Linked DNA regions of Mus musculus: region 1 is linked to region 2. Evidence: chromatin loops called from intact Hi-C (ENCODE). Cell type or tissue: left cerebral cortex. All regions are shown on one strand. Each heading gives the region's core, and the rest is flanking DNA. Links, peaks and the distances in the headings are about the cores only. Region 1 holds the start of Tmem125 (transmembrane protein 125). Region 2 holds the start of Cdc20 (cell division cycle 20).

The links. Peaks named below come from ENCODE experiments on the same cell type or tissue, not always from the same donor. Only the 100,000 strongest peaks of a DNase experiment are listed, where the experiment ranks them.
Region 1: it touches region 2 in a loop (2.4-fold over the local background); 2 of 42 quality-filtered maps call a loop at or near these places.

Annotation. Positions count from the first base shown.
Region 1 is chr4:118,541,944-118,544,842 of GRCm38, forward strand. Tmem125 (transmembrane protein 125) reads right to left here and starts at 1,783. Exons shown (of 4, transcript NM_172383.3): 1 at 1,657-1,783; 2 at 1,413-1,556; 3 at 658-817; 4 at 1-428. The coding sequence starts at 289. In left cerebral cortex, for the core only: a CTCF peak has its summit at 1,467; DNase peaks (open chromatin) are centred at 799, 1,377 and 1,708; H3K4me3 peaks cover 1,818 bases; H3K27ac peaks cover 1,758 bases.
Region 2 is chr4:118,435,862-118,438,709 of GRCm38, forward strand. Cdc20 (cell division cycle 20) reads right to left here and starts at 1,482. Exons shown (of 10, transcript NM_023223.2): 1 at 1,080-1,482; 2 at 833-981; 3 at 649-745; 4 at 399-527; 5 at 108-304; 6 at 1-10. The coding sequence starts at 1,260. In left cerebral cortex, for the core only: a CTCF peak has its summit at 1,468; DNase peaks (open chromatin) are centred at 1,252 and 1,577; H3K4me3 peaks cover 1,440 bases.

The sequences.
Region 1 (2,899 bases), core at 155-2,654, 110 kb after region 2:
CCTGGCGTATGCAGTTCATATCCTGCACGGCAGAGCTCATCAGCTGCTTCACCAGAACCAGCAGGGCCAGCAGACAGAGCACAGTGCCCACGGCTAGTCGCCATTCGCCGGATCGGCTGCTGGTGGAGGACAGCAGCGCCACACCACCGGCCCCACAGCCAGCCACAAGGATCACGGCCACGGAGAAACAGAGCAAGGAGCGACGGGGCTGCTGGGACCACCATAGCTCCACCTGCTCTGCCAGCACATCTGGGGGCAGCCCCCTGCCCACTGAGGCTTGCTGGGACATGGCTTGGTCAGGCAGGGTCAGGACAGAGGATCACTGTCAGGGTTCAGAGGGTGTTTGTCGTGACCCTGTGTCCCCATCACCTGGTTGCCAGCGAGAAGCCCAGTCTCCTCTTCTTAGTCCAGGCTATGGTTACCCTCACCTGCAGGACAGGATCACAAGTTATTTCCCACCCATCTGGCCCTATAGCCTCATCTGGGAGTCTCAGGGAAGGGCCCCAAGAATCTTCCCCGGGGTCCTCAGGACCTATTCCCAAGAGCTACAACCCTAGCACTGCACCTTGCCAAAGCACCTCCCCTGACCCCAACAGAGTTCCCTCCACCACAGAGCTCCCCTTCCCCTTCAGAGAATCCCCTTGCCCAGCTCCTGACCTCTCACACAGGCTGTCTCGGTGGCCTGTTCCATCCAGGCTGTCGGAGGAAGCTGGTGGTGCCACAGTGGATGACAGGACAAACTGTCAGAGATAATGCCTCATTCAGGATCAGACTCACATGGCCTCAGCTGTCACTGCTGGGTCCTGGGTGGGGGAAGCTATGGGAAAGGGAGGCTGGTGACTTAACCCTTCTGGAACCAGCAGGCTGAGCCTGACCCTTCTCTCATAGGGCTGTACCCTTCCTTCTCTGTGGGTCAGGATCTGACCCCTAACACCGTTCTTCCTCTAGTTCCACCCTATCTCCGTCAGGCAAAAGAAGACGCATGCTCCAAGTCTCTCCTTCCAGTGCTGGTCGTCTCTGATGCAACAGGGCCCAACCCAAATTCCTCATCTTACCCTGAACCTGTTCCTCCTGTGTTCCTTTCTCAAGATGCTGTTACCACCCACCCTCCCTCTCGGCCCACTCCGGGGGCTCCTCAGCGCCTTCTGCTTTTGCCAATCCATGGCCCCAGGGGCTGTCTCTTGCCTCTAAACATATCTCTATCCAGTCCTGTTCTCGGCGCTCATCCAGAACCTGCCTGCTCCCCACGGGTCCATCCCCTGCTAAACGGCTCCACGTGTTCTCTAAGGCAGCAAAAGGAGGACTCAGGATTTGAACCGCAGCCTAGTCCTTCCCATCGTGGGAATGTGGGGAGGGATCTAACAGTGTTACTCATTTAACCTGTTCCCTACAAGACAGGCGGCATGACTCACATCAGGTAAAAATAAAGCTAGCACTGCCGGCAAGGAACCCAACTTCCGGCAGCAGGAGAGACCGATCCTGTAGGTGTCAGCTGCGAGTCCAGGAGGGACGGGAGTGGGGCAGGGAAGCCCCAGCTCACCTCTTAGAGGCTTTTTCTGAAAAGTGAGGACAGAGAAGTTAATTCTGAGGAGTGGGAGAAGTCATCTAACATACTCCTTTTAGACTTCCCACGGGGCAAAGGAGCTCAAAACATACTTTTTTGAGCCAGAGAGACTCGGGGTGAATCAGAACCCACATGGACCACACTGCCGAGACCACGTTTTTACTCCAACGAGACAGAGTAGGGGACCGCTCTGCCCTTTGCAGAGAGGTTGCCTGGCACGCAAGGTGGGTGGGGTAAATGCCCACGCCCCAAGGGTGGTTGGGGGAGGGACCGTGGGCGGAGTCTGTCCCAGCATTCCTCAGGACTGTGGCTTGCTCATCTGAAGGTGCTGACACCGTCTATTGGGGAACGACCCCAGCGTGGGTGGAGGTTCCCGGTAGTAGAACCCGTGAAAAAGGTGGGGGTGGGGCGTATGGGGCACTCACGGGACGCCTGGCTGTGCTGAATCCGATTTGAGCAGGCAGGACCCAGCAGGTTGGGCGCTCTAGGTCTGTTTCCGGGGAGACGCTTCACCTGCCTAACCTGCACCCAGGTGAGCTGGAAGGAGGGGGGGATTAACAGGTGCTGTTTCCAGGGCAGGGCCTGAGCCAATTGGCTGACGTGGCCCTGCGACTTCAGTGGGGCTGAGACATTCCTGGGAAGGGAGGGGCTTCTGTCCGCTGCTGGTAGGTCTGAAACACAATATGCAGATTGGGTCAGCAGGAGGAAAGAATGCTGGCCCTCTGCCCCAGTCTGAGCCCTAGCCCACCCCACAACTCCAACTTAATTTTACCTTCAGCCCCTCCCCGAAGATCTACAGCCAGGCCTGCAATCTTTGCACCCTGAGAGGCTGAGGCAGGAGGAGAGCCAGTAGGAGGTTCCAACTGGCCTGAAACCTCCTCATTCCAGCTGATTCTGGACTTTAGTTCTGAATCCCACTGTATCCTCAGCCCCAGCGTCCAGCATCAGCGATACCCCAAACCTAGCTCCAGCTCTGTCTTAGGCTTTCCCCCAATAAGCCCTTTGTTTATTTTCCTTGAGGCCTCAAGTGAGTGGCAGGATTAGCCTGCCCCATGAGTGGGTAGAGGCCTTTCAGGTAGACAGCTGGAGCTGGACAGTTGGATAAGTTTCACAACTCTTGACAAGGCAAAAGAAGCCCTTGCCCTTCAGCTGGACTGTCCCCCACCTACCTCCGGCCTCTCTCTGGCCGAGTCTGGCCAACTTGAATCATTGAGCTGAAATGCCTTGGCTGATCTGGCTGATCCGACTGCACTCACGACCCGTGTTTCTTCCATATTCATTCGCAACAGATCTTTAGTTAGTTAGCTTTCACCCCTGACCCAGAGGTGTATCCCC
Region 2 (2,848 bases), core at 1-2,500:
CATCCCAGAGCTGCAGAGGAATGACCACAGGGTCACAGATGTAAGGTGGGCAAGCTCCCCCCTGAGCCCAGTGACCACAGAGCCACAATACAGGCAACCAGGCTCACCTGGACCTCAGCATTGCTGGTGCCTACAGCTAGGTAGTTGCCCTCCTTGATCCAGGCCACCGAGGATATGTAGTCTCCAGGCTGCTCCATTTGCAACAACTGCAGGATGTCACCAGAACCAGCGTTCCATAAGTACACACTGTTGTCCAGTGCCACAGCCAATACATTTCCAGAGCTCCAATCTACAAGATTCAGGTCTGCCAGGGGAAGGAAGAAAACATGAGGTCCTTTGTTGGACTGGTCCATTCCTAGGCCATCTTTCTCCATCCGCAAAGACAACAGTGCACTCACAGTAGTCATTCCGGATTTCGGGGGCATCAAGGATCCTGTCTGGCAGAGAAGGGATGTATCTGCAAGTCTTCCTGCTGGAGCCAGGCGTGGCTTTCTGACTGTACAGTACTTTCAGTCTGTTCTGGTAGCCTGTGGCAAGAGAGTGGGTCTAGACTTGGAAACTGATACCCATCCACATGTGGAAAAGCAGCCACATGTCTCCCCTTAGGAAGGACTGACACCAGCCTCGATGATGTCACTCACTCCTTACCTTCTGGGGCATTCTGAGGTTTGCCGCTGAGCCTGAGGATCTTGGCTTCCTCCACATCAAAACCGTTCAGGTTGAGAGACCAGGCTTTCTGATGCTCCTGAAATACACGGCAAGTGAGGGGAGGAAGACCGGTATCAGCCAGGGGACAGACACCTCAAGTCTCATGACCCCTGTGGAATCATACCTTTTTGGTGGGCGTCCCCCTGTCTTCCGGCTGGTTTTCCTTGCTTAAGAGGAAGCTGGCCACCTCCATTTGAGAAGCACTGCGTTGGGGGATAAAGCGGTCACCTCCAGGTTTGCTAGGGGTGGTCTGAACCTTGGAACTAGATTTGCCTGGGGGCAGGGAGAGAGAAGTCAGACAGCCTGACGAGGCTCCCGGAGGGAGCATGAAGACGGACTCTCAGCGATTCCAGCTCCCTCCACCCACTCACCAGGAGTTCGGCCCGGGGTCCGCCCGGCGCTGTGTGATCTGTTGGCGGCCCGCATGGGCGAGGGGGCTGGGCCTGTGGCTTCCTTTGCTTTGCGCTGCCAGCGCGCAACCGGGGCATTGGGGATGGGTGCGTCCAGTTGAAGCAGTGAGTGCAAATCGCTCTCGAACACGAACTGCGCCATGGCACCGCTACCGGGGCGAAAGGCGACCAAGCGCGATCCTCGCCGGGCTCCTGGGCTCCGCCTGCCACAGCTCGCAGCAGCCCGGTCCCTCTCCGTACTCAGCTCTCCCGAACACAAACCCCCAGCTCCTCGCAGCGCGTCAGTGCGCCTGCCGAACGCGTTCTTTTCCAGACAAGCTAAGGACACGCCGGACTGTTGTTCTTAAACTCTCCGCTGCTAGCGTTCATTGGCTCCTTCAAAACCCAACTGTCTTAACCGTCGCCCTTGCCGATTGGTCGCTACACTGAAGAGGGCCGGGTCTTCCGGGAGCAAATCTCACGAGAGTGCGACGACCAAGCATTTGGAAGGAAATCCCGAACCCATCTCTGGGAGCCTTCGTCCCTGCCCGAATCGGAGCCCGAATCGGAACACGGGGGCGGGTCCCGCACAGTTAGTCCTCGGGATCCGCTCTCTGCCGGCCATCTCTCTGGGTTGGGCCCGGCAGTTAGAGCATCTGGGAATCTTTGAAAGGTCACATCGAAGCCTGTGGGTGGTACTTAGGTCACACGTTCACACATACACACATTCTCTCTCTCTCTCTCTCTCTCTCTCTCTCTCTCTCTCTCTCTCTCTCTCTCTCTCTCTCTCTCACACACACACACACACACAGAGAGAGAGAGAGAGAGAGAGAGAGAGAGAGAGAGAGAGAGAGAGAGAGAGAGAAACTCAACCTCAACCCGGAGGACCCAGTTGGTTAGAGACGGTGGGGAGGTGGCAGTCTGAATGGGGAGGGCGCCTGAAACCCTGCTAGGAAGGAAGTATGCGGACCAGTGTGGGGTTCTGCAAACACAAAGTGAGAGGAAGGGGTGTGTGTGTCAAAACAATGATCAGAATTCCAGCCTTTCGTCGTGAAGATTAGGTTAGGCTGTTCTTGGGGACATCACATCCTGTGGAGGACTCCCGTGGGACTTAGGATTCTTCAGAGACCTAGAGATCTCCTTACCCCCGTTGCACATAATCTGCCAGAGCGACACCCATTTTGTTTGTTTCAGACAAGGGTCTCACTATGCAGTCCGGGCTGGCCTGGAATTCACCTTGTAGAAAAAACTGCCCTGGATCTCAGAGATGCGGTGGAATTTAAGGCGTGTGCCACCACGCTGGGCCAAGAACCTGGTTATGCTGATAGAAAAACCAAGGTGCAATACAAGAAATTAGCCCAAGGTCATAAAAAGAGGTTGGTAAGAATCCAGGTCTGGGGCCTGGAGAGATGCCTCAGTTAGAACTTCTTGCTCTTCCACGGGAAGAAAATTTGGTTTTGTCAGGCAGCGCACAACTACCTCTAACTCCAGCTCCAGGGCATCGATGCCCTCTTATGGAACCAGCATACAGATGGCACACAAACACACCCCTCCTCCCCGATAAAAATAAATTATTTTAAAGCGGAAAGGAGGTTAGAAAGATGATGGCTTAGCTGTTATCGCTAGATGCTCTTCCAGATTACCTAGGGTTCAGTTCCCGGCGCCCAATATAGGTATTCAAGATCTATTACTGTAGTCCCAGGGGATCCAGTGCCTTCCCTGGCCTCTGCCAGCATCAGGTGTGCATGAGG